Regions from separate parts of the Homo sapiens genome. Here regions 2, 3, 4, 5, 6 and 7 are each linked to region 1. A link is a loop called in an ENCODE intact Hi-C map of the cell type or tissue named here. Cell type or tissue: PC-3. All regions are shown on one strand.

Region 1 (4,000 bases):
TTTTAAAAACTAAGATACAGAAATAAATTATTTTGAAGATATTTGTCAAAATAAAAGTGTACATGGGAGCCGAATCCCATACCAGAGATGAATTTTAAAAATGGTAATGGATATTGCATTAAATTGAGTTTAATCGATGCCCCTTAATGGTTTTAGTGATGTAGCCTTTCATCTAAATGACCCAACTTCAGCTGTCATCACTCAGATTCAGGATCTGTATAGTTACACATCATTCAGGTGGGTTGGCTGTCACTTGCTTTCTCTCTCCTGTCTGAGACAGACAGTAGTTGATGAGTTTTGAATTGCTACCACAAGGTAATAGTCAAGGCACGGCTCGTTCCTTACACCCTTATTTCAAGTAAAATTATATTCAATATAGACAGTCAGTACTTGAAAACCTTGAGTTTTATCTCTTCAATCTATTCTGCCTTATTGCCACCAATATTTCATTTTTTTTGGCCTCAGTTTTCCACTTTGTGTAGTGATGGGGTCAGAATTCTATTGGCTGTGTCTATGCTTACATTTAATGATTTTGCTTAAAAAATTCAGAGGCTTTTCCCACCTCAGTTCGTGGTGGTTTATATTGTGAATATAAAAATTAATAGGCCATCTTAAACAAGATACGGTCGAGCAATTCTGTGAGGGATGTCAAAGTTAACGCCTTCAAAATAACAGGCTTTGCTGTCATAAAATTATTATACCACTTACTAATGAAGGATTAAATATTCTCACAGCTGCTAATGTCTGTTTGGCTAGGAGAATGAAAGGTGAACAGTAATTTAGAGCACTTCATTTCACAGATTATTTGACTGAATATCAAGTAGCTGTTTTCTATGGTTGCGTATTCTGCAAAGTGAAGAGTGTGAAAAGAGAATTTTGACTCAACCACTCCTTACTTGAAATATGTTTCAGGAGAGAAAGTGCTATCATCATTAGCATCATCATCATTGCCACCATTATTTTTTATTGACATCAGACCCTTATTCTGAGCTTCAGTGGTACTACCTGAGCTATGCTTGGTGGCCATGAAAGTGACTTTAGCTGGCTGATACTCATGGACTGCTTACTATGTGGCATGCTTCATGCTAAGTTCTTTATGTTTGTTATATTATGTATTCCTTTTACTGTTTTATACATGGGGAGACTGAGGCACATAGCAGTGTGTAACTTTCTCAGTGACAGAGTAGCAGAGCTAGGATTTAAACCAAGACACCTGGGCTCTAGAGCCTGAAGTCTTAACTGCTATGCTACGTTACCTTCAGTACACTTGAAAATAAATTTGAATAAGTCTATTTGCAGTTGAGAAAAATTACTGTGAATCAAAGATAGCATGGATTTCTTGGCACTTTAGATTACTTATGTCCACCAAGATCCAGCTTTCTAAAATGAAAAAAATATATGTTATGTCTAATGTGTTACTTTAGGACAATTTGATGACAGAGGAATTATATAGTTCTATCAGTTTACTGCTATAGTAGACTTTTATTTATTGATTTTATGGTTTATTGTTTGATGCCAAGTCTGGTCAGGAATACAACATCAAATTATATTGGAAAAGTCTTTTAACAATACTCTTTAAAGTGTGATTTCCAGAAAGTGCTTTGTGATAGAAGTTCAGATTCCTAATTTATGATCTCTTTCAATACACAGGAAAACTTAAGTTACTCAAATTTTGTGCTAAGAAATAGTTCTCCATTTCCTTAATGCTACAGAATTATTTTTCTTCTCCTCTTGGAATAAGAGGAGAATCAGATCATCAGTATTTAAATAACACATGAATTTACAGCAATTGACAGAAATATAATTTTATTACGCCTTGAACAGTTCTCTCTTGATTGGCTTGAGCTTCAGATAAAATAGTTGGCCAATATTTAGTGCTCGTGTTTTATTAACAAAATGCATATCTTTAAACACTCGAAATGAAATCCAGAATAGTTAAATATTCTCACTGTGAGACACTTGTGGAGCCTGAGAAGGACTATGAGAACAGCATGCATTTCAAATGTATTCAGGAAACAGCTGGGAAAGTTTGGAAACAATCTACAGGTAGATTATTATTGTTCTTTGGCAAAATTTCTTTGCAAAGGAATAGCCCTTCAACGTTTAGCTGCAATTCTAGGTTATATGAATGTATCTTGCTACCAAAAAATGTTTGGTAGAAGCTCATTCAAAAAATAACATAAGAAACTTGTAACTTCCTATAGATTTTGAAATTTACAACTGTCATGTAGGATTTTATTATGTAAGTTGCAACTAAAAATAGCAAGGGAGCCATCTTGTGAAATACTGTTTGAACTGCAGGCGCGGTTGTTTCTGGGCCAAGAGGAAGTTTGATCACTTAAAGTTGACACAAAATGTCAAAACATCCCTTTGATTTACCTACTTTAATCAATGCATTTGTTTTGATGCACCTATATATACATACTTTCCCAGTCTGACAAGGTAAAACAGTGCATATTTGCAGAATGGCATGTCCCAAACCAGATTTATATGTTGTAGTTATGCAACTGAGAAAAACGCTAAGTTTGAGGACCCATATCTCTCGCCTTAATCTCAAACACTTGCTCCAAGCAACTGAATTAATAGTTTAAATCTCAGCTTTAACATTTAACAATTGTTTAACTTTGTACACATTACTTCACTTCAGTAAATCTCACTTTCCACATTCAGAGAGTGGGGATAACTAGTTGTACTTAAACCTCGTAGGATTGTTGAGCAAGTTAAAATAAGCGTACACATGAAGGGATCAGCATGGTATCTGATATGCAGTGAGATTGTGAGCATTCAAGAAATATTCGCAATTACCCTTTTTATTGGTAATGAAAATTATTTTATTATTGATGAAAATATAGTAATAGAGTGATGTCATAGCTGTCTAGAAGAGATAAATCTAATCAATATTGTTCTATGTACAAAGAGACAGAGGCAGGTTTACCTCGAGACTGAAAATTAAGACTCCTCATTTGTATGGGTCTTCTTTTTAATTTTTATTCATTTTTTTTCCTACAGAGCCTCATATAGCTTGCGACCCATAAACCTTGCATCTATGACAGGGGCATGAATCAGAATCACCTCTGTAGGTATTTTAAAATGCACATGTACCATCCTCCCTTTCCAGAAGAAAATAATTTAGTTGTTCTGAAGTGGATTTTTAAAGTTCCATATATGATTTTGCTATGGATCCTTAGTTTAAAACTGGTGTTATAGAGGAACAGTGTACGATGTGTGAAAATTCTAAAATGAACAGATCTTTTCACAAAGATATTGTCTTGTAATTAGAATCATATTTTTCTGGAATCATATTTCTTCTTCAGTGTTTGATTAGGCTCTTTCCTCTGCATAACAGTAGCTTTGACTCACTTTTCTAAAAACACGAGATGTGGCCTGGCGCAGTGGCTCATGCCTGTAATCCCAGCACTTTGGGAAGCTGAGGCGGGCGGATCACCTGAGGTCAGAAATTCGGGACCAGCCTGGCCAACATGGTGAGACCCTGTCTATACTAACAAAAACACAAACATTAGCTGGGTGTGGTGGCAGGTGCCTGTAATCTGAGCTACTTGGGAGGCTGAGGTAGGATAATTGCTTGAACTCAGGAAATGGAAGTTGCAGTGAGCTGAGATTGCACCATTGCACTCCAGCCTGGGTGACAGAGTGAGACTCTGTCTCAAAAAACAAAAAACAAACAAACAAAAACACGAGATGTGATTGTCATTTCACTCTGATTTCTAAAAGGTTTGCTCTTTTTAGGTTGCTTATTGAGGGCATCTCCTAAATGTATGTTGCTCTTTTTTCTCATCCTACTTTCAACTCTTTTGCCCTGTATTATTAATGTTGTTTTTCTGCCTCTAAAGTAATTTAAATGGTTCTGTATTGAAATGATATTTTAATTATTATTTTTTTATTTTCTTTTCCTTTTTTTTTTTTTTTTTTGGCAGGGTCTTGCTCTGTTGCCCAGGCGGGAGATGCAGTGGTGTGATCATGGCTCACTGCAGCCTCAACT
Region 2 (4,000 bases), 240 kb before region 1:
GATTTATCAGTTACAGAAAGAGTTGTACTAAAATTGCTCTCACAATGGTAGATTTTTCTTTTTCCCTTTGTAATTCTGTCAATTTTTGCTTTATGTATCTTGAAGATATATTATTTTATGCATACAAGTTTAGAATTTGAATATTTTCCTGGAGAATTAAAGCTTTTATTATTACAAATTAGGTTTTTCTTTCTACCTTTTTGGTTTTCAGACTTTCCTTTTTATAAGGATGTCTAGCTGCCTGAAGAACTCCTAATAGAATGTTATTAGTGAAGGTCTACATCCCTTCTGAAGGTAAATTTTTTAGTTTTACTTATCAGAAAATATTTTTTAGGCCGGGTGTGGTGGCTCATGCCCATAATCCCAGCACTTTGGGTGGCCAAGGCGGGCAGGTCACTTCAGGTCAGGAGTTTGAGACCAGCCTGGCCAAACTACCTGTCTCTACTAAAAATACAAAAGTTAGCCAGGCGTGATGGTGCATGCCTGTAATACCAGCTACTCAAGAGGCCTTATTATTTATAGGTATTTTTGCTGGATATAATCGGATGACAATGATTTTCTCTCAACACTGAAAATGCTATTATACCATCTTCCAACTTCTGCTGTTCTTTTTGATATGTAATTGGCAGTCTGATTTGCCTTCTTTTCTCATGGTTGCTTTTTACTCCTTCTCATTTTTGTGGTGTTCTAAACTTTCAACATAATATGAGTGAATAGGAATTCTTTTTATTTTGCCTATGCAGGATTTGGTGTATTATTAGATCTATTGAATTGGTGACTTTTGTTACCTTTTGGCAATATTTTTTTTTCAAATATTGCCTCTGTCTTATTATTTATTTTCTTTTCTTCTAAAATTTTCATTAGATGTACATTTGACTTGCTCACGATTATTTACTTCTTCGTATGGTGCCATTCATAATTTAAGAATTTACCTCGACAAGCTCTAGGCACTAAAAATCAAACAAAAGACTAATTGGTCAGTGTTCCTATATTTGAAACACTTACTGTAATCTCTTTGAAGTCATTTGTTTGTTATTTAGCTGTGCATCATTTTATCCCTTTCTGCTTTTCTCTGCTCCAGAGTACTGAGAACTTTGTCTTGGAACTCTTAGTGTATGCTGCTTGAGTTAATAAAAGGGATATTTACTTGTTAATCGTTCAAATCAAGCCTCCACATATTGCCACCTAAGAACCACCCTTTGAAACTAAGGATAATAGTGTGTATGTGTATGTGTGTGTTTGTGTGTGTGGAAGCATATACGAATGATGTAACTGTCCAAATGTTTTCATTAGAGAAAATACATTCCACTATGCAGCTAGGGAAGTGGAGGAAGATGACAAGTTGGGAGGGAACAATTGAGATTTCTCTTTCTAACTCTCCCTCCTGCCTCCCCATAGAAGTGTCTTCTCTGTTTAAGAGAGAGAGAAGTTTGACTTGCATATCAACTGCATTAATCAGAGGGTGGGGCCAAAGCAGGGTGACTTTGCCAGTTCTTTCTTAGCTTTCTGTCAATCTCTTGGAAAGACCTGCACTCAAACATTTCTGTATTTCTATATCATGAAATGAGTAATCCAAGTCAGATCTTTACTGTCTCAGTTATAACTTCCTCACTTGTGACTTAACGTTTGAGTCAGAATAGTGTGGATCCTGAATTCCAAAACTTGAGTGGAAGGAGGCAGCACTGCTGTAGTGTTCAGTCTAGCTGTTCCCGGAGATCCATAAATAAAGCTGATAATTTGTTCAATTTAGCTCAATTCTGTGGATTTTTTTTCCCTACTGACTAGAGACCAAGAAAGGAATATGGTGATAGAATTCCAACATTGTATTGTACCTTGGAATTTTCATAGATTGTGTAGAAACAACTACTCATGAGAAATAAAGGCTGGATAGTATTTACTGTAATTGATTACAATAAATGCAATGAATTGGCAAATATTGAAATACATTTTAATGGCAAAATATATCTCTTTACTATTATGTAAAAATTGGTGATTAGGAGAAAACATAATGAAACAGAAAGATAATGAATTAAAATGGCTTTGGGTAGCATATATCCTAATTATTTTCTTTTGATTTGTTTTTTAGTTTGCTGTTAACTGATTTTGAAGTTTTGATGATTCCTGTAAGGCAAGGATCAAATTTAGTAGAAGTTCTTGTATTCTTGAAATTACATCACAAGATTTATTGAAATCAATGTCTTCAATGTTCTACTCAATGTCTCAGCCTATTTTTCTGAAGAAAACTCTTACAATTTTTATAGGTAGAATAAAAAACATCACCAAACTCAGCAAATAACTTTCAAAGAAGATATCATTAATGAATAAGTGAAGAGAAAATGCTTGTAGATAAAGTGGCTTGATGTCCAGGATGGGAAAACACTGGTAAAAATTTCCCTGCTTAAAAGAGGAAATCATGTTCTTGAACTTGTATTACTCATCAATGAAATGCATAGCTCTGATAACAAATACGAAGTATCCTGAGCCTGCCATCTAACACATCCATAGACATGCTGTGAAAAAGGAAAGGTAAGAGTGGTCTTAAGGAGATTTATTTTGGAGGATACACCAAAACAACAATAACACCAACACCAACAAACACTAGAAAAACAAACAAACCAAAATTCCATGAAATTCACCTAGAATTTTGAGTTCACTTTCCTGACTAGTTTGCACTGTTTAATTTGTGCAATATAGAAACTGTGACTTAAAGAGGCTAAATAGTTAGTCAGAGATGACTCAGCTAGGTGGCTAGGATAGACCAGATCCAAGTCAAGAATTCCTTGTGCTTGAAAACAAATTCTTTTAATTAGGATAACCCCATCATAGTTAATGGCTATTTTCTCAACAATTCAGTGGCTATTCATGATATGTGAACAAATATGGTATAAGACTTGTATTCGATGCTGTGATCTGAATGTGCCCCCAAAGTTCATATGTTGAAACTTAATCACCAGTATGACAATATTAAGAGGTTGGGCCTTTAGGATATGGTTAAGTAATGAGGGTAGAACCCTCATGAATGATATTAGTGACCTTATGAATGGATTGAAGGGAGTGCCCTAGTCCCTTTTGCCCTTCTGCCTTCTGATGTGTGAGAACTCAGCAATAAGGCGCCATCTTAGAAGCAGAGAGCCTACACCAGACACCAATTCTGCCAGTGTCTAGATCTTCAATTTCCCAGCTTCCAGAACTGTAAGAAATAAATATCTGTTCTTTGTAAATTACCTAGTCTCAAGTATTTTGTTATAGCAGCACAAATGGACTTAGACACTGGCCAATTATCTGGTATGTTAACAAAAATGGGGTAAGTGATCAACATTTGCACATGAGTAAGTACACAAATAATTAGTTGTCTAGCTCTTAGGATTTTTAAAAACTATTACATGAAAAAAGAAAGTACAAAGTATAGTGACATCATTCTGTAATATTAAATTCACTTGCTCTTCTGAATCATGTTTTTGATTTTTAATCAAACTAGATCTGTCTCAGAATTAAATAACCAACTCAATTTCTTTGGGAAATTAAGCTATGACTTCTGTGTGTCTAAAATGCAGTCTTTCTGTGTGTCTGTGATTCCTTTGGCCGTTATTCTCAGATGATTTTTTTTCTTATGATAATATAAGTGCTAGTGATGAATGCAATTGACATCATAATACAATGGCCTCGCAACAACAACAAAAAACCAAACAAGCAATAAAAGTTAGGATAGATTGAATACAAATTGCTATTTGGTATAATATTTAATGCTTTTTCTGCACTGAAGTTTTCAAAGAGAACAGCATATACTCTGTGCTCTTAAGGCTAACAAAACAAAAACACTAGCTTTTTGTACACCTTGAAATATAATACCATGTAATTTATACATGCTGTTGCCTTGACAGTTTTATTTCACATTCCTAAACTTCCCTTGAGCAAAGCTCTTAAAAATTATATCTAGCAGTAGAAAAGTTGGAGTCTTTAAAAACAAAATCAAAGGAGACAAAACTTGCTTAAAGTCTTA
Region 3 (4,000 bases), 370 kb after region 1:
ACCAGCCTGACCAATATGGTGAAACCCCGTCTACGCTAAAAATACAAAAATTAGCTGGGTATGGTGACACATGCCTGTAATCCCAGCTACTTGGGAGGCTGAGGTAGGAGCATTACTTGAATCCAGGAGGCGGAGGCTGCAGTGAGCCAAGATTGTGCCACTGCACTCCACGAAGAATACTGAAAAGCCCAAGAGAAAAGTCTAGAAAGGATACTGGAAAAAAGTGAACTATTTAACATTTTTAGTAGAAACTTCATGGTTGAGGAGGGGGAAGAAGCCCTGATTTAGGCAGGCCAGAAGATGATGGGTGAAATATATAATTAGGTATTTGGTGTGAAATCTACTCGGTTTCCAACTCGTTTAAGGTTGAAGATATCAATTTGTCAGTCATGTTAATAACTTTTATTTGTGTATATGTAGTTATATGCCAGAAACAGTATATTTTAAGCCGTACATGAGTTTCTTATTTCATTCTCACAAAGGCACTATGGTGGTAGGTATTTATTATTATCCTGATATCACAAATGAATAAAGATTAAGTAATTTTTCCGAGACTTCTTCTTATCCTTAAGAAATGGACTCACAGTTTGAACCTACAGATTCTGACTCCATAGGCTCAGTGTTTAATTGCTAACAAGGTGGTACCTTCCCATTGGAACAGTCCATCATAATGTCCCCTCTAATGGTATCTTACTTTCTTTCCTTACCTTAGGTTATTTTAAATATATAGAAGTAAAAGATTAAAAATGAAACGTAGTAGAAAGGTTCTAGTATATGCTACTTTTATTAAGCAGTATTTTGTCAATAAGTTTAGCAATATGTATTCTTTCATGAGTCTAGCATAAAGATGATAATGAATCTACTTGTCTTTATTTAATTCTCTTATTCTAATGTATTTAGAGCTCTTTAAAGGGATATGTAATTAAATTACCAAGAATTATTGTCTATTTCCACTGGCAAGAATGAACTTTGATGATTTTTTTCCTTCGGTCACAGTAACGTAGTTAGAAATCAGACTTTCACTTGAAAAAGCAAAAACAACCCCATATTCCTAGCACCAAACTCAAACAAATACCATTTCTATAATAGGCATATACAAGAACTTTTCAGATGCCTTGAGTTAATAGCCTTTCACAATAAATTATTTTTTAACGTTTAATTATTATGGCTACATAATAGTTACATGTATTTATGTGGCACATGTAATAATATTTTGATACAAGCATGCAATGTATAATGGTCAAATCAGGGTAACTGGGATATCCATCACCTCAAGCATTTATCATTTCTTTTAGTTAGGAACAGTTTGATTTCATGTTTTTAGTTATTTTGAAATTTGTAATAAATTATTGTTAACTATAGTTACCCTGTAGTTAACACTAGATCTTGCTCCTAGTACAAACACTAGATCTTATTCCTTTCACCTAACTGTATTTTTTTGTTTTGCTTTTTCAAATATTATCTAATTTTGTACATCTTTTGACAGTGGCATTGTGATATTAAAAGCAGGACTCTGTAGACTCACTAGAAAAATAGCTCAATGCTACAAGGTTATGCTTTGTCATTCTAGAGTTCAGCTTCTTTGATGACTGGGATCATATTGTATTCATTTCTATATTCTGAGAACTTGCACAATTATGTACAAAGGAGATATTCAAAAATACCTATAATAAATTAATAAATTGATTAAATATTTAAAAAGAAATCACAATTTTATGAAACTCTTTTTTTGAACTCCAATATTTAAAAATTCATGTATTCAAATACTGCAGAAGTCCAGCAGGAAAATGTTAGCAATGCCTCTGTTTATTCCTCCATCTGCTAGCATGAATCATAATTCACCTCTTCCCCTTTCCTCACTGGTGAAATCTATACGAAGACATACTTATGTAGATTATATAAACCCTTCTTTTCTGCTTAGTCATTGCAAAGTTAGAATCCTACGCACCATATGTGAGAAATCCCCCATCAATTAACAGACCCATGAAAACTACTCTGTACCCACTGTACTTTTGACTTAGGGGTTCTCCACCAGAGGTGATTCTGCTCCCTAAAGTGTTACCTGGCAATGTCTTGAGACTGTTCCATCTTCACAGCTTGGAGTGCTACTGGCATCTAGTGGGTGGAGACCAAGGATGCTGCTGTACCTCCTACAATGCACAGGACAACCCCAACGACAAGAATTATTCAACCCAAAATGTCAATAGTGCGGAAGTTGAGAAACCTCAAAACTGGTTCCCAGATTCTATTATTCACAGGAAGTTGTTTTCTTACCAAGGAATTAAACTCAAATCCAGGGACAGAATAGGAGTCAGATGCTAAGCTAGACTTAGAACTAAAAGCCAGATCAGATGTTGTGGCATAATATCTCGCATATAAATAGATTTGTAAATGTTAATTTTTTGCATTTATAACGTATTTACACCAGAGTGAAGACTCGGGAACCAGATTCCCTCAGATTAAATCCAAGTCCTGCCACTTACTAGCACGGCAATTTTGGCCAACTTAATTTCTATTCATCAGTTTCTGCGTCTGTAAAATGAGAATAACAATATATACCTCTCCTGGTAGTTGTGAGAATGATATTAGTTAATATTTGCAAAGCACTTAAAACAGTATCAAGCGTATGTTAAATACTGGTATGTGTCAGCTGATAGCACTTTTATAACTTATCTTTCTAATGACTGTAAAATGCAAGTCTACAATGCAGGACCACCTTCCTGGCATCAAAGTTTGAAAGAAAAGAAATCAGATTCCTTGGTATGTAGAATAAATTATATAGATATAAGCAAAATTCTATCTGGAATAGCCTGATAAACTGTTGTTGTTGTTGTTTTACTTTCCATAGGTCATCATTTTTAAGGCACATTTTTTCAAATTTGAGAATTCTTAAAATTGGCATATTTCATCATTTTTAAGGCACACTTTTTCAAATTTGAGGATTCCTAAAATTGGTATCTTACCAACATGTGCTTTCTCACACATCACTCTCAGCCAAATTGCAATCGTGATCCAGTTATTATTAACTATCTACCCACAAACATGGTTGTTGGTCCTTGCAATATGACTGAATAACTGCAATCTTGATGCTTCAGCTGATAAATCACTTAAGGGCCATTTGAGGAAGGTGTGTCCTTCCTGATTGACATCTAAAAACCTTCTTTCGGCACTTCCTGGTCAGATCAAGAAAGCTTCATCACCAATACTTTCTGCAGCAGCTTGTAAGAAAATCTTACTGACAGTAGTGAAGTCTTGATGGAGATACTGATCTTAATGATTTTGAGACCAAAAAAAAAACTGTAAAAATAAACTGTAAAGGTGAAGAGGTTTTAGGAATGCCTTAAGCAATTATTTCACTTACATTTTTCTCTGTACAAGAGTAATATGTAATAAAAGTTTATGTTTAAATAAGTTTAAAAAATATCTTTTGTGAGTATAAAAGTGAACACTATTTGAAAAAGCATTTATTTGCAGTTTTTTTTCTTAGTGCAACTTAGCAAACATTAGCACACCTTACAGATGATAGCATCTTAGGGTTGATGAAATTTGGTGGTCAGAGCCACAATCCTTAGCAACTGGAGTATGTGTGCCCACCAAGTTCAATGGCCTCCTCAATGGTCAGTGACAGATGATCTAAGATAAAATTTGTTCCTACTATCTATTAAAATGAGTTACTAAAAATATAACTACCATATTTAATAGAAAGTGACAATATAATTAAGAATATTGCATTTTTCACAAGATTTCAGTTTAGAACTACTCATCTTTACACATGCTTGCAATATTATTCTCTTTTTGCTTAGTTATGAGAACTAAAAATACTATCTTAAGCCCCCCAATTGACTAAATGGACCTCCTCTTGGCCAAGGGGACCTCAGAGAAACCGTAAAAAAGTGAGTTCCAGGCCATGATGGAATGGGAGGTCAGACATGCCTCATTACACTCCCACCCTCTTGCAGTTTAGACACAACTGACCAGCATTAACGTTAAAATAGAGATC
Region 4 (4,000 bases), 380 kb after region 1:
CACTATAAACATTAGTGTTTTTATTACTTCCTTGCTACCACCACAATATGAAAATGCTTCCACAATAGACTAAGAATTACTAGGAGTAAAGAAAATCCAGTAAACACTGTAACTGTAACCTAAGCTAAAATGCCTGCTTAAATTATTCATTCAAAATTGGGATTTTTATGTCAGCCTGAAAAATACTAATGATCAATTTCTTATTGGTATGCACTCCCTTAAGGATGCAAATTATATTCTTGGTCTAGTGAAGACCCTTCACCATATATAATATATGTATTTTACATGTGTTAAAACAGAATCTGTGGTATAGGAAGTTTTCCCTTATCCTCAACTTTTACTTTAAATGTGGGGCTACATGTGCAGGTTTGTTATATGGGTATATTGCACTCACATAGTGAGCACAGTGCCCAATAGGTGGTTTTTGACCCATGCCCTCCTCCCTCCCCTTCTAGTAGTTTTCAGTGTCTATTGTTCCCACGTTTATGTGCATGGGCGCTCAGTGTTTACCTCCCACTTATAAGTGAGAACATGAGGTATTTGGTGTTCCGTTCCTGCATTAATTTGCTTAGAATTATGGCCTCCGGCTCCATCCATGTTGCTGCAAAGGATATGATGTCATTCTTTTTATGGCTGTTTAGTACTCCATGATGTATACGTACCACATTTTCTTTACCTAATCCACCATTGATGGGCACCTAGCTTGATCCCACGTCTTTGCTATTGTGATGCATGGGGATGAATATACAGATGTACGTGTCTTTATGCTAGAATGATTTATATTCCTTTGAATATATATTCAATAATGGAATTGTGGTTCAAATGGTAGCTCTGTTTCAAGTTCTTTGGGAAATCCCCATACTGCGTTCCACGTGGCTGAACTAATTTACATTCCCAAAAAGGTAGCTTTTAAATACAATTTTATAGTAATTACTGATATTAGATAAATCTTAATAAAAACCTTCAAATGTTGTACACAAAGGAAATCAAGATAGCTCACAGGACTTAGCATTATAACAAGCTTAGATTAGTTAGCTTTTTAAAATTGGCTAGAAGAAAAGAAAACTACCTCTTGTGAAGTAGGTGAAAATTCTAACTTCATAAGATGTTCTTAAAAGCATCATCAAGGTCCTGGCGCAGTGGCTCATGCCTGTAATCCCAGCACTTTGGGAGGCCGAGGTAGGCAGATCACGAGGTCAGGAGATCGAGACCATCCTGGCTAACTCGGTGAAACCCCGTCTCTACTAAAAATACAAAAATTAGCCCGGAGTGGTGGCAGGTGCCTGTAGTCCCAGCTACTCAGGAGGCTGAGGCAGGAGAATTGCTTGAACCTGGGAAATGGAGGTTGCAGTGAGCCAAGATCGCACCATTGCACTCCAGCCTGGGCAACACAGCAAGAGCGAGACTCTGTCTCAAAAAAAAAAAAAAAGGATCATCAAGATGGTATATTTCATGCACTTTTCAGATGCTCTTCAATTTCCATAACTCACCATATTTGGTTTTGCTTACGTCATTAGTTTTTAACCATAAAATAAGTTCTAGAAAGTTCTTAAATAAGATTGTCTACATATTCTATATTACATTATTGTCATAAAATTAACATAATGACTTTAAACTTAAAAACGTTTTCCACATTCACAAAAACAATGTAATTAACTTAGGAAGTTTAAAACTTTGTCTTTAAGCATTGTTTTAACACTTGCATCTGGGTGGGTGCGGACAACATTGGAAAAGTGTGGAGAGGAAGAAGAAGACAGCTTTTTTTGATACATTTTGGACCAGTCAGACAATATCTTAGTCCAATGGGTAGCAGTGTTTATACATATTCAGGTAAGATTAAGGTTCATTCAGCAAACTGCTATTGGTTCCCTGTATGTAACAGGCACCTCTGCCAGGCTAAAGACCCCATTCCCTGTGCTCAGAAGTGCCCAGAGAGATTGGGAGACAGACACATGAATAAACTATTGGACAATGGGCTCGTGCTGTACTGGAGATGTGCACGCAGGGTGCAGAGATGTAGGGAAGAATCACAGAGGAGATGGTCTTCTCTGCCCTTAGGATAAAGGGGAAGTGGAAGACCTGACCAAGAAGGTAACACCTGGGAAACAGGATCTCAAGAAATTCCAAGCCCAAGGATAACAAGTAAAGGTGTGGTTGAAAACAATGTTAGAAACTGGGAGGTGATTCTGTCTAGTGTGTTTGGTAGGCCATTTCTAGGTCTCCATTATGTCTTTTCCATTACTCTGTTTTGTTATCGTGTATCTTTAAAGTGTTTTGCAGCAGAAAATAAAACAAGGAAAAGAATGGTTGAATCACTTTTTAAAAATCATGCATTACATTATTGTGATCCAGGGATATCCTATTATGTGTTTATTCCTAAGTGTAAGACGTGTCTTCAAGCTATTGCATTGGAGAGGTACCGTGTTTGCATTAGAAGACAAACGGCCTAAAAAAGGTGCACAATTTTTGGGAGAATGCTTCCATCTAGTGGTCAAATTGAGAAATTCACTTACATGTATTCGTTATATTTCTTAAAAATATTTGTTAATCTGTTATATACCAAATCAATATGTTTCTGTTCATTAATAGTTAATAATTTCTCATTTACTTTTAACTATTGGAGGATATAACAATTTAATTTTATTTGGCCTGTTGGTTCTCAAGGAGGTAGTGTCTCCAAAGAAAAATAAGATCCTCAAAAGAAGGCCATATTTGTTAAAGCTTTCATACACCTTGTCTCATTCAATATTCAGAGCCACATTGTAAAAAAATAAAAACTTTTACTATTATTCCATTTTATACATAAAGAAATGGAAACATAACAGGGTCAGTAATTTCACCTAACACCACCATGCAAAGAATTAACTTGTCAGGATGACTTCAGTTCTGGTGTTCTTTTCTCTTGATGCATTAAAGATGATTATTTTATCATTAACTCTGTTGATAAAGTTACAAGTTCTTTATGTGATGTGAGTAACATCTGTTTTGTAAGTTTGGAATGTGAAATGCATAAGGTCTTCATAATGTAGATGAATTAGTCAGTACAGGCTACTTAATGATGGAGTAACAAACCCAACTCTTAAATCTCAGTAGTTTAACATGATGGAAGTGTATTTCGCACTTTGGTTCAGCAATAAACTCACATCTTCCATTGTCTAGCTGAAGGGAAATGTAAAATAAAAGGTAGCAAATTGAAGGTTTGGGGAGGATTATGCTCTGCTGCAGAGATGGATTCCATTTTTCTCAAATATTAAGTATATTAAAGTATATAAATATTTTTTCAAATATTAAGTATACAAAGTATAAATATTTTGGATTGTGTGGGTTAGAAAAACATTTATGTGCTTTTGCTTTTTTTTCCCTTTCAAACAGCTTCTCGCTCTGTTGCCCAGGCTGGAGGGCAGTGGCATAATCATAGCTCACTGTAACCTCAAACTCCTAGGCTCAAGCTAGCCTCCCGCCTCAGCCTCCCGAATAGCTGGGACTACTGCTACTACTGCACAATGACACTCAGCTAATTTTTAAATCTTTTTGTAGAGACAGAGGTCTCACTCTGTTGTGCAGGCTGGTCTTGAGCTCCTGGCCTCTGGAGATCCTCCTGCCTTGGCCTCCCAAAGTGCTGGGATTACAGGCATGAGCGCTGCATCTGGCCTGCTTTTGCTTTTATTTGTATTTTTTTTTCTCTGAGGGACCTCAAGATCACAGAATTGTATTAATCTTAATCCTTGGCTCATGGCACACTTATTGATGGTTTCTGCATATCTCTCCTCCATTAATTATGCATGTACGTATGTGTGTATTTTAATAATGTAACAAGCACCTGTGGACCTAACAGCCAATATGGAAGCTGAAACTTTGGCAATCAGTCACATCTAGCTGTGTGGTCCCCATCCCTTCTATCTGCTACCCCTTTCCCAAGGTAACTACCATCCTAAATATGGTGTGCATTTTCCTTCTCTCTCTTTTTAACATGGTCTTATTCGATCTGTCTATCTGTTTT
Region 5 (4,000 bases), 70 kb before region 1:
GAATTCATTTTAGAAGGGAAATTGTATTGATTTGCTCTTCATAAAGCCACATTCAGTGCTAACAGAATTTGTGATCTCAGGTGAAGGCAAAATGCTGGACTGGCAAATGTTCACAACAAATATAAGTTTCAAATAAAGTACTGGATGTGCTAGAAATTCATTAGATAATGAAAGTCATCAAGAAACACTGAGAATGCTGTAGTTCCTTCTGGATTTATGGCTGATTCTTTTAAAAAGCATCACATTTGATATAATTGCTTTGCCTAGTATTGGCACACTTAAAAAATTATCTGACAAATTCATTGTTGGTGGAGGATTGTCGGTGGAGGATTTACCTGTGATGCCAGAGGTAAGAAACGTTGAAGTCTAAATATGCTGTGTTCATTTCCTAGTGAGAGTTTATTATGTCACTCAGCTTTGAAAGGGAAAAAGAAATCCCACAGCAGAATTTCCTCCCGAAAATGGAGTAAATTCTAATGTTTTCTGAACTTATTCTGGTATAACAGAGTATCATTAAATAAAGATTTCTTTTTATTATAATGCCCTTATTCAATATCTTATTCTCTGTTGGGCAAAGTTAAATATGAATGTTATCTTAATTTAAATAATTAACATATGCTGTATGTACACTGGTTAAAGCACTAATCTTCATATGCAAAACATGGGTGTTTTGACCTGCATGAATTTTCAAAACTAAAAAGAAATCATATCAGACTAAGAACTATTATTATAAAGCAAAGACCATTGTTTACATTTAAAAACTTACCTTTCTTCATATATTTGGGTGTATATGTTTGTTTTAATGTAAGCAAATATGCAAAGCTGTTAAAAAGATATTGTTGAATGTCATATATTTTAGGAATTTTTATTTGTATGAAATGAACCAGCCAATTTTAATGAATTTTGTAAAGTTTTATGGTAAAGTAACATTTAAAAAAATTTCAGGGTGAGGCACTTTAATTTGAAACCCACTCAGGAATTCAATGGTGTTTTACTGAATAGATATGGACACAGTTTCACTAGTGTCATTCTTTCCTTAGTATGTTTACTCCATGATGACGAGGATTTGTTGCATCTTTTTGACCACTATATCCCCAAATACTGGAAAATCTCTTTCTGCTACATAGTAGGTGCTTGATAAGTACTGGTTTACTGAATGAATACATATATTTATTGGCATAAATGGCAAAAAATTTGTAATGCTGTTGCAAATCAAAAGAACTTTTGAACTTCACACTTTTAAGCTTGAAAGTGGATGTTGTTATGTGCCAGTGTCTGCCACAAATTTCTAGCCAGCCATGTTGGTAGAGGACCTGAGTTGCCATGTAGCCCAGGTTTTCAGCACTGCCCAGTTTCTCACAACTGCCAGTTCCTCACCACCAAGCTATCAGGGCAGAATGAACTAGAATCCTGCCTCTCATCCAGTGGTTCTTGAAGTGTGGTCCCTGCCCTAGCAGCATCAGCAGAATAACCGGGGAACTTGTTATTCATGGCCCACCCCCCAGGCAAGAAGCATCAGGTACTTTGGGGGTGGGCCCCATAATCTGTGCTCTAACGATCCCTGGAGGTGATTCTAATGTACATTCAAGTTTGAAATCTACAATTGTAGACAATGCTTGTACGGACATTGCTAACATTTACCTCTTCGCTCCCTTTTCCATTCTTCCAGTGATGTCCAACTCCCTTCTCATTAACACATTCTAATTTTAGGAATATGAATTCTTCAAAATGAATAAATTTTGGCCTTTGAAAAATTGCCTTCTTAAAATAATTTGTGTATCAGGTCTGAAACTTTATAGTCTGGCTTGGAATCAGACTCTTAGAGGTTGTATTAGTTATCTATTGGTGCATAGAAAACTAGCCCAAAACTTAGCAGCAAAAACAAGACTCATTTATGATTTCACAGTTTTTGAGGCTCAAGAATGCAGAAGCATCTTACTTGTGTGGTTTTGGCTCAGGGTCTCTCAAATGGCTGAAATTAAGGTGTTGCCTGAGGTTACTGTCCTCTCCAGGCTTGACTGGAGAAGGACCTGCTTTCAAGCTCACTTACATGGCTGTTGGAAGGCCTCAGGAGCTCCACCTGCAGGCTTACTCACATGAACCTCTCTGGAGGGTTGATTTATGATGGTGAAACTGGCTTCTACCACAGAAAGAGAATCAAGAGAGAGCTAGAGAGAGCACAAAGGAGAAACCCCAGACTGTTTGTAACCTAATACTGAAAGGGATATTCCATCACTTGTGCCATATTCTATTTATCAGAAGGAGTCAGTAAATCCAGCCACACTCGAGGGGAGGGGTGAAACACAAGGGCCTGAATACTATGAGGCAGGAATCATTGCGGGGGTCAACTTAGGGACCCCCCACAGAGCTGAGTTATTTGTCATTTTCTCCTATTTCTTGCATTGCAATGTTTCAATTAAGGCTCTTGATATCAAGTGTCAGACATCTCAACACTAACTGGCTTAAACAAGAAGAATATGTATGTGGCTTAAGGTGTGGTTTGACATGGAGGATTGGTCAAATGTTATCACCTGGACTTGGTCATCATGGTTCTGTTTGCTCTGTATTGCTTCACTCTCAGGCAGCTTCTCCTCTCCTCTTAGCATAGTAGCCTCCAAGGCTTTCAGGCTCAAGGTCAGCGGTATAGAGCAAAAGTTGCTTTTCTGAGTGTGTCATAGGCCCATGCCTGAACCAGTTGAGAAGCTGAGAAATTCTGACTATATTGGTTGAGGCCCAAGACACACACTCCATTCACAATCAGGGATGAGTCTCATATAAAACACAACAGGTATGAGAAGGGGTGGTAAGTGCCTTTGGAAGGACATCAGAAAGACATTTCATCGAAGTACTGCCTAACTGTTGTCTCTCCCTGAGTTTTTAGTAAACTGGAACTTCTAGGAATATGCCTACCCTCTCTGTCACCACCCACTCCCCACATCCAAAGGGACGCAGAGCCCTGTTGATCTACTGGCAACTCTCCAATCTACTCCCAACAATATCACTATGAAACCCTCACCTGGGCTAAAGCAATAATGTCCAAATTCACTTATCTACATGCTTACATTCTTTGTTCACCTTCTACCTGTTCTGCACATAGCAACCAGAGGGATTTTTTTAAAATGCACTTGATGAGATTTCTTCTGCGATGAAAATTCATCCAGGTCTCATTAATTAAAATCCAGATGCCACCTGACCTGGTTTCTACCTGCCTCTTCAGCTTGATTACTGTCCACCACCAAGCCTCACTCTCTGAGCTTTCCAAATTCTCCCAGCTTCTTCCAACTGCAGTCTTCTTCCGAGCTCTTCTCTCTGTTGGGGAAGCCCTTTCTTTCCATTATGCTTTTCCCTTTCCACCCTTGCTCATCTCATCTTCAGAATCTAATTTTTACATCACTTCTTTACACCAGCCTTCCCTGACCCTCTAGAAGTAAATACTCCCACTTTACCTCGTGCCTTCTTCTTATGGCTTATCAGAATTTTAAGCACTCAGTAAATATCTGATGAATGTGATTTATTTTTCATCTTCTCATACCTGTGCAATTGTGTTGCTCAGAAGATTAAATAAGTGGCAAGATTCATTGCAAGGGTGTCCAGCCTTTTGGCTTCCTTGGGCCACATTGGAAGAAGAATAATTGTCTTGGCCTCACATAAAATACACTAACACTAATGTTAGCTGATGAGCTAAAAGCAAATCATAAAAAAACCTCGTAATGTTTTAAGAAAGTTTATGAATTTGTGTGGGGCCACATTCAAAGCCATCCTGGGCTGCATGTAGCCTGCAGGCCGCAGGCTGGACAAGATTGTATTATAGAGTTGGAATTCATTGGTGTTCTTGCTTGGTCAGGAGCTCCCCTGGTTCATATGGTTGATCAAACGCAGGAGATAATAAAACTCTTTTTAGAACTGAATTGGTCTGTTCTCACAATGCTATGAAGAAATGTCTGAGATTGGGTCATTTATATAAAAAAGAGGTTTAATTAATTCATAGTTCCGCATGGCT
Region 6 (4,000 bases), 490 kb before region 1:
TTCAGGCAAGAGGCAAAGATCCAGTGGAATATGGGAGAATGGTAGAGGACCAACACCTGCTACCCCAGAGAGCTTTTCTAAAAAAAGCAAGAAAGCAGTCATGAGTGGTATTCACCCTGCAGAAGACACGGAAGGTACTGAGTTTGAGCCAGAGGGACTTCCAGAAGTTGTAAAGAAAGGTATGCCTAATTTAAAGACAAAATTATTTGTGTTCTTTTGAAATTCCATATAATGGTTCACATATAAAAAGACAAAAGTATTTGCTTTTTTACATTATTGTGCAATAATCTCATTGACGTTCATAAGCAATAGTCTGCTTTTAAATGGATGAGGCATATGTTTTCCTCTAGGATCTAATTACTTGTGTCACATTAACAAAAGAGCTGGTAGATTGGAAAAATGGCTGTCTAAAATCTGTTTGGAATTTGTTATTTGAATGCTGAAAAAAATTATTAAATTAAGGACTCCCGTCAGCGTTTCCTACCCGTTGGTCATGTCTGACCTAGCTAGCAGGTGAGCTGGAGGGTGCACCCTGTGATGCTGGCCCCCTGACTGGAGCCACTGACTACACTTTGTTTTGTTTTTGTTTTGTTGTTTTAATCTTGGTTTTCCCCCAAGTCTGGCCCAAGGACTGGTGCCATTCTAGGAACTGTTTGTTATTGGTTCCCAACTGAAACAATGTATTGTAATTAAGTAGGAATTTAGAAATTTTCATAGCAACTTGATATTTTTGTAACATCCAAGCACATATCATGTTTTCTATTGATTTGTTCTCATTATATTATACAAAAATATTATTCCACAGCACATTGGAAATTCTTCGAACCCCCTCTGCCCCCAAATATCAAAACTGATGCTTTGCCATTGATGGTTTGAAAAGCATTGTTCTGAGTAACTCTAGCCCAAAAATAGTTATCTATCTCTCACTGGTAATTTTTATATGTAGTTAAAGTGTGAAAAAAACAAAAACAAATGCTGCTTTAGTTAGCCCTGAATGCAGTTCTGGAGTGTGTGTTGATACACTAACTCTTAGTATCCCTGGGATTGACTTTCTTTCCTGGGTCATCCAAAGTCATGTCACTTCCTTCTGTGGAAAGAGACAACGTGAGTGAGTGTGAAATCACCTTTAGAAAGGTCAGTTTCTCTCCTCCCACCTACATGAGAGTGCTGGCCTGAAGTAGCTGTTACCATTTTACATTTCCCCCCTTTCCCTTTCTTTTTTTTTTTATCTTTTATTTTTCCATTATACCCTCCTTTTTTCCCCAACCCAATTTTACAATAAGGCCTGCTGGCATTCTTTAGATCTTAGAAAAATGCAAAATAAAACATCTACATAGAAGATAGAAGCAGAAAAAATTTTTTCTGTGTAGTGTTATTTTCCCCTTCTTCTCCCATTGTTGTTTTCTATGTTTCTAATAAGAGAAAAACCTGTTAAGTTATTTGATTCAATTTGGTGACTCCCAGGGCAACTGTGAAGTGTAATCCATTGACCACAGTGGCTAGGACAAAGTATTTTTTGGAGTTTGCATTATCCTTGTTAAAACCACCTAATGAATATCTTTTCCACTGTAGATAGAATTGGACCTAGCAGTGCTGACAGTTATTTTTTTTGCCCTTAGGGTTTGCTGACATCCCGACAGGAAAGACTAGCCCATATATCCTGCGAAGAACAACCATGGCAACTCGGACCAGCCCCCGCCTGGCTGCACAGAAGTTAGCGCTATCCCCACTGAGTCTCGGCAAAGAAAATCTTGCAGAGTCCTCCAAACCAACAGCTGGTGGCAGCAGATCACAAAAGGTAAACTACTGTCAACATCCGTCTACTGTTTGAGATCCAGAAAATTGCAGTAGTACCTGGGTGAGGATTGGACACTGCACCCCCGATTCAGGAGCGCTTTCAAAAAGTCTGACCTTCTTGGTGTGGTGTAAGTCAGTCAGTAGTGAGCAAGTGACCGGGTGAGCATTACAGTATCAGGGTACATGATCTCATCCTTCAGTCAACAGGCCGCTTATATGTAGTTTGATGGAAAATGGCATTGTTACATCAAAACTCAGTGGATTTCTAAGAAAGTTTCAGGCGTTACTGATGAAGGATTTGAAGAGGTAATTTTCCCTTTCGCCACTGGTATTAGTCATTGTTTGTTTCAAACTTTACTCTCACTTATCTGCCCCCAGCTGCTAATTCTTTATTGTTTTTATTAATCCTTTACTTTCTTAAAAAAAAAAAAAGCACATATTTCAATAGATATCTAAGGAAAGGAACTCTGTTTATAGATCTCTCTATTTTGATTGTTGAGGATACAACAGGATCTTAGTGACTTCTGTGTACCCTACAACATCCCAGAAAATGTTATGTAGAGCATAGAGAATATTTGCTTAACAGATCTTTATTCCTGTTACTATGATCCATACCAGCAGCTGCCATTTAAGTATGCAAAGTATATGCATTTTATTTATCTTTCTCATTTTATTGAACTCTCACAGTAAGTGGTATTATAAAAGAGTGAAGAACGTGAGACTCATAAAGATGTAACCTCCCAGTGTGAACCCCTACTTCCTCTCAACTCCACAGTCTTGATCTTTCTACGATACCAGTGTTTCTCAGACTGGGGACTAGGGGGATATTTTTGGAAGTTGCTGGAATAGCTTCAAAGAGTTTGAACAGTCTGTGATTTTACCTTGATTGCTCACTTGTCAGAGTTTGATCAAGTATGCGAGCTGATAACCTTGAACCAGAAAACAAAGCTTTGAAAGTGTAATAACCCCTATTTGTGTAATGTGATAATTCATAAGTGAGCAAGCACGTTCTTAGGATTTGGGATACCAAATATGAACACATTGGTGGTTACACGTGGGCGATCTAAAGAGTACAATATATTTAGATTTCTTGATCTAAACATCACAACAACAGATTTGCAAATTTCTTTTTGTTGATGTATAAGAGCTATAAGCATTAAGGAATTATACTTAGTAATAAATTTGTTCATCATATACATTATATTAAAATTTTTCTTCAAGTATGAAGAAGAATGCTCTGAGATTTTCTTTCACTAAAGTGGACCCATTTGTTACTCTTATTAGAAATAGTCTACCATTTTGTGCAAATTTTTCTCCCCTCCCCTACCAAATTCTCTCTGTTACTCACATTCGGATTTAACTTTGGCATGCTGCCAACAACAAAATACTGAAGTATATACTGGAGAATATATATTTAATATACTGAATATACTGACTTTCCAATGAACATGAGAACAGCTTCTCTTTTAAGCAACTAGTGCCCCTAAACCGTGGAGCTACCAAGCTTGTCCAAAGCTGTCAACTACAAGATATCCACTGGATACTGAATACAGGAGAAGTCAGGTTTAGGGTCCCGATATGGGCCATACCATTTTCTCAGAAGGGTGACTGGGAGCCACCCTTTCCCAAACCTCAGTAAAAAGTAACATCCATTCCTGTTTGTCTCACACTTCTGGAGATCAAACGAAGTATTTGACTCTCTTAGAAAACCATGACATATAGCTGGTACTCTATGCCTCCACTGTCTTTAGGCAGCTCACTTTATTGTAATCTCTTGTTTAAATATCTGTCTTCTGATTTGCAATCTGAGTTCTGTGAGGTTACTGATTACATCTATAGTTTATGTCTATGCAGTGTCTGACATTCAACAAATATTCACTGAATGAATGGAACTGTGAATGTCCTGAAGTGATTGCATTAATAGATGTTTATAAAGGCATGCTAGGAAATGGTCTTATGAAATCATCACAAGTCATTTTTTTTCTGTTGCGAAGAACTGATGGTAAAAGCAGTTTGCATGCGGCGTTCAGACTTACTATCTAGGAAAAAGAGCTTTGCACGCTAGGGGGCCTGCTCTCCTCACTGCTGTTGAATCTGCTGAGTAGGGAGTAGTAACCATGGTTTCTGCAGATTTTGTTCAGTGCATTAGCTACATGCTGTTCAGTAGGCACCAGCAGTTATGAATTGCTAAGCAATTTTGTGC
Region 7 (4,000 bases), 340 kb before region 1:
GACTGAATTGCCACAATCTCATGAGAAAACATGAATGGATGAGGAGTTGCTTATTATGGATGAACAAAGAAAGCAGTTTCTTGAGATGGACTCAACTGCTGGTGAAGATACTGTGAACAATGACAACAAAGTATCTAGAATATTAAGCTGAGTTGATAAAGCAGTGGCTGAGTTTGAGAATATTGACACCAATTTTGAAAGAAATTTTTCTGTGGGTAAAATGCTATAAAACATTGTCACATGCTATAGAGAAATCTTTTGTGACAAGAAAAGTCAATTGACATTGCCAACCTAGTTGTTGTCTTATTTTAAGAAATTGACACAGCCATCCGAAAATTCAGCAGCCACCGCCCAGGTCAACCATCGACATTGAGGTAAAACCCTCCACCAGCAAACAGGTTATGACTTGCCGAAGGCTTAGATGATTTCAGCATTTTTTTTTTTAGCAATAAAGCATATTTAATTAAGATATGTACACTTTTTAGACATAATGCAGTTGCACACCTAATAGACTACACTATAATGTAAACGTAACTTTTTTTTTTTTTTTTTTTGGAGATGGAGTTTCGCTCTTGTTGACCAGGCTGGAGTGCAATCGCATGATCTCAGCTCACTGCAACCTCCGCCTCCTGGGTTCAAGCGATTCTCCTGCTTCAGCCTCCCGAGTAGCTAGGATTGCAGGCATGCACCACCACGCCCAGCTAATTTTGTATTTTTAGTAGAGATGGGGTTTCTCCATGTTGGTCAGGCTGGTCTCAAACTCCCGACCTCAGGTGATCCACCCATCTTGGCCTCCCAAAGTGCTGAGATTATAGGCATGAGCCACCGCGCCTGGCCAATGTAGACATAACTTTCATGTGCACTGGAAAACAAAAAAATTCATGTGACTTACTTTATTGCAATATTTGCTTTATTGCAGTGGTCTGGGATTGAACCTACAATATCTCTGAGGCATGCCTGTACACTGTAACTTTTGGATAAGTGATTTAGCCAAAATGCCTCTATAATTATAGTATTTGTGCAGAAAATTTTAAAAAATAAAAAATTATGGACAAATGTAAGGGGATCATTTGTTCAGCATTTCCATCCTCAGTTCTTTCGCAAAAGAGTTTATGACCATGTATATTTGAAACTCACATTACCTCCCTTACTCCTCTGGATCTCCAATACTACCTGCCGTTAAAAGTCATCCCTTTTCTCTCAATAAATCATTTCAAAGTTGATTCTCACTAGAAGTGAAACTGAACTACTATCTCACTATTGTTTCCACATGCTCATTGAGGAAACAATATTTGAAAAAATTAAACATCTCTTTGAGACCCCAGTATATGTGCAACCTTGTAGTATGTACTATGAGTACATAAAGATGCTATGTTCTGCCCATTTTCTTGGGAATTCACAATCTAAAAGAGATCATGAACTCTGACATAGGCAGACAAGAATACATTTAGGAAATCTGTGATTTAGTAGTGACGGGGCAGATGTGCATATGAGCAGCACTCTCACAGAAATCAAACTTTAAATGAAAAGTAGTGATAGGTGGCAATGAAAGGCGGCGATAACATGAGGTCAATAAAGTGCTATCTTATTTATGCTGCACTTTCTCATATGTTGTCTCATATGATCCTCACAATAAACTCGGTATGAAGGAAGGCAGGTATCATCTTATTTTGTGGGTGAGAAACTCAGACTCAAGGAAACCAACTCACCTCCCCAGAGTTTATAGTAGTTAATTGGAGAACTGGAATTGATTTCTAAATTCAGTCATTTTTACATGGCGGCAACTGGCTGAACACAGATTTTGGAGACTGAAGGTGGGAAAGAATGGAACTGAGAGAAAAGTTTTTGACATGACTTCTATTTTTAAAGAATTCGTGCATGACCTCTAGGTTGGTTGATTTTGGGGGTAGGGAGTAGAGGTGAAACTGAACTACTATCTCACTGGTCTCATGGATTAACCAATAGGTGGCACCAGGTCCTAATGCAAACCTTTTCTCCTTAAAGCTATAGCACAGACTACTGACCTTCCTTGAGCACTTGATAATTAAATTAGACAGATTAAAGTAGGAATCATAACCCTGCTTCCTGCTTCCTGAGATAGTTAGGGTCTGCTTTCTTGCGCACTTCAAATCAGTAAACAAAGAATATAAGGTAGGCATGAGAAAGTGGAAGGCATGAGGACTTGGAACATACTGACTTAGAATCAGCCATTTAGAGCTGAATACTTTTGGCCAAGCAATTTAATCCCTCTGAAGTCCAGCTCCTCACCTCTAAAGTAGTGACCAGTGCCTTCCTTTCACAACAGTTCTTGTTAAGATTAGTTATAATGTATACACCATGACTGGCACATAATAGTTGTTCAGCAAATGGTAGCTATATTTATCTGTATCTGGAAGATAGGTAAGGAAGCCATGTGTATACCTAATGTAACTCTAGATCCTTTTTTTTTTTTTTTTTTTTTTTTTTAAGGAAAGACATTTCCAAGTAGTAGATCTGATGTCTGCTATTGCTGGGGTATTATTCTTGTAACTGAAACATTTAGAAGAAGATTCCTTCATGAAGAGGGGTCAAGGGGGATAGCATTTCATGGTAGAAAGGAAATAGAGATGGTCTTGGATTATGCTATGAGAATTTTGATCCTCTTTCTCAGAAACAAGATTATTTTGTCAAAACTTCCAATAGGCAATGGGTCAATACATACATATTAGGTATATAGTTAATTATTCTGCATTTTTGAGATACAAAATATAGATCCTCTCACTTCAACAATTTATAGTTTAATAGAGGAAAGAGGAATAATACCCTGAAACAACTGAAAATGATAGTAGACTATGACTATGTATATATTTAATTGCTAAATGATATAGTTGTGTAGAATTAAAGTTAGTTTTTGATTTCCTGTTTATCTAATCTAACTGCTCATTTCTGTGATGTTTGAAATGGCTGGTTATCAGAGTAATTTTTGGGGAATCATAGCCAGCTTCTCAATAAATAACCCAACAGACAATAATAAATGAAATCCACAGAGGTCAAAAGTCAAGAGGGTCCCTTGCAATAATTGTCTTTTCATTCAGCAGAGCAGGTCACCCTCAGCAAGTAGAGTCTTGTGAATCTGCGTGTTAGTTCAGTTCTTTCAGGTTGCAAAATAAGAGAGATGTCAGTTCACCCAAGGAGAAAAAGCCTTGATATAAGTTTACAAAGAAAGGAAATAAACAATGGGAAACTTTCTCAGAAGGCTTCATGGAGCCTGGAAGCTTATTCCAGTACAATATGGTTCATGCAGTCCTGTTCTCTCATGCCCCCTCTGTAAGAGGAGTTTTTTGATTCCTTCTCCTGTTGGACAATTGTGGACACTCTGCTTCTTTTGCTCCTACCATCATCAAATAACTTCCTGTGGTTTCCTCATTTTGTCCTTCTTTCAATATCAACATTTCTGCTAACTTGTTGGTTGTACTCATGCCTTCTGTAAGCTTCTGAATGCCTTCTTTTTATCATTTTTCTCTGTCTCTTCTTTCCAACAACCCTCTGTCTGATGACTCTTTTAGTGTCAAATAGAGGATTTGATTGTGTCAAAATATAGCGTTCTCCTGGGTCACTTATCACCAGATAAGCTTCAGGTGAACTACTTTGATCACCTTACATCAGGTTTTCTTTCCTACTTTATTTACTTCCAAGGCGTTAGGGCTGCATAGTTCAGTGCATGGAGATGTAGATGTCAGGAAACTTTCAGAAGTGAGTTACGGCCATGGTAGCCATTTGAGGATCCTCAGGAAGGGTCAGTATATTTACAGCCATATTTCATGGTGTTCCCAAGGGGCTGCATAGACTAAGTACTGTACAAGAAATAAGAACTTAATGTTTTTGCCTGAGGTTCTCTATGTAAGCTGTGGGAACTGTGTCCATGTGTATAGATTTTTATTTCTGCTGTAACAAATGACTATGAACTTGGTGGATTAAAGCACCAAAACTTTGTTATTTTACAGTTCTGCAGGTCAGAATC

Evidence for each region. Hi-C counts contacts between places; a loop is a spot of excess contacts. Peaks named below come from ENCODE experiments on the same cell type or tissue, not always from the same donor. Only the 100,000 strongest peaks of a DNase experiment are listed, where the experiment ranks them.
Region 2: a loop joins it to region 1, with 3 times the contacts of the local background. A loop is called at or near these places in 2 of 110 quality-filtered maps.
Region 3: a loop joins it to region 1, with 4 times the contacts of the local background. A loop is called at or near these places in 10 of 110 quality-filtered maps.
Region 4: it touches region 1 in a loop (4-fold over the local background); 10 of 110 quality-filtered maps call a loop at or near these places.
Region 5: a loop joins it to region 1, with 2.7 times the contacts of the local background. A loop is called at or near these places in 4 of 110 quality-filtered maps.
Region 6: a loop joins it to region 1, with 17 times the contacts of the local background. A loop is called at or near these places in 16 of 110 quality-filtered maps.
Region 7: a loop joins it to region 1, with 14 times the contacts of the local background. A loop is called at or near these places in 14 of 110 quality-filtered maps.

What each region holds. Positions count from the first base shown.
Region 1 is chr1:215,144,169-215,148,168 of GRCh38, forward strand. All of the region lies in intron 3 of KCNK2 (potassium two pore domain channel subfamily K member 2), which reads left to right. Among named protein-coding and RNA genes, the nearest start is that of KCNK2, 63 kb to the left of the region's middle. In PC-3, a CTCF peak has its summit at 2,283; DNase peaks (open chromatin) are centred at 2,293 and 3,063; H3K4me3 peaks cover 368 bases; H3K27ac peaks cover 673 bases.
Region 2 is chr1:214,900,392-214,904,391 of GRCh38, forward strand. No RefSeq gene overlaps it. Among named protein-coding and RNA genes, the nearest start is that of KCNK2, 180 kb to the right of the region's middle. In PC-3, no CTCF peak of the experiment used is centred here; DNase peaks (open chromatin) are centred at 1,520, 2,450 and 2,730; H3K4me3 peaks cover 1,643 bases; H3K27ac peaks cover 3,269 bases.
Region 3 is chr1:215,515,664-215,519,663 of GRCh38, forward strand. No RefSeq gene overlaps it. Among named protein-coding and RNA genes, the nearest start is that of KCTD3, 50 kb to the right of the region's middle. In PC-3, a CTCF peak has its summit at 2,116 (motif pointing left); a DNase peak (open chromatin) is centred at 2,138; H3K4me3 peaks cover 646 bases; H3K27ac peaks cover 422 bases.
Region 4 is chr1:215,524,262-215,528,261 of GRCh38, forward strand. No RefSeq gene overlaps it. Among named protein-coding and RNA genes, the nearest start is that of KCTD3, 41 kb to the right of the region's middle. In PC-3, CTCF peaks have their summits at 2,484 (motif pointing left) and 2,685; a DNase peak (open chromatin) is centred at 2,450.
Region 5 is chr1:215,074,435-215,078,434 of GRCh38, forward strand. It overlaps a transcript of KCNK2 not described here. Among named protein-coding and RNA genes, the nearest start is that of KCNK2, 6.3 kb to the right of the region's middle. In PC-3, a CTCF peak has its summit at 2,090 (motif pointing left); a DNase peak (open chromatin) is centred at 2,077.
Region 6 is chr1:214,657,231-214,661,230 of GRCh38, forward strand. CENPF (centromere protein F) reads left to right here. Exons shown (of 20, transcript NM_016343.4): 18 at 1-179; 19 at 1,620-1,798. Among named protein-coding and RNA genes, the nearest start is that of CENPF, 56 kb to the left of the region's middle. In PC-3, CTCF peaks have their summits at 1,784 (motif pointing right) and 3,857; no DNase peak of the experiment used is centred here.
Region 7 is chr1:214,807,084-214,811,083 of GRCh38, forward strand. No RefSeq gene overlaps it. Among named protein-coding and RNA genes, the nearest start is that of CENPF, 210 kb to the left of the region's middle. In PC-3, a CTCF peak has its summit at 1,965 (motif pointing right); a DNase peak (open chromatin) is centred at 1,978.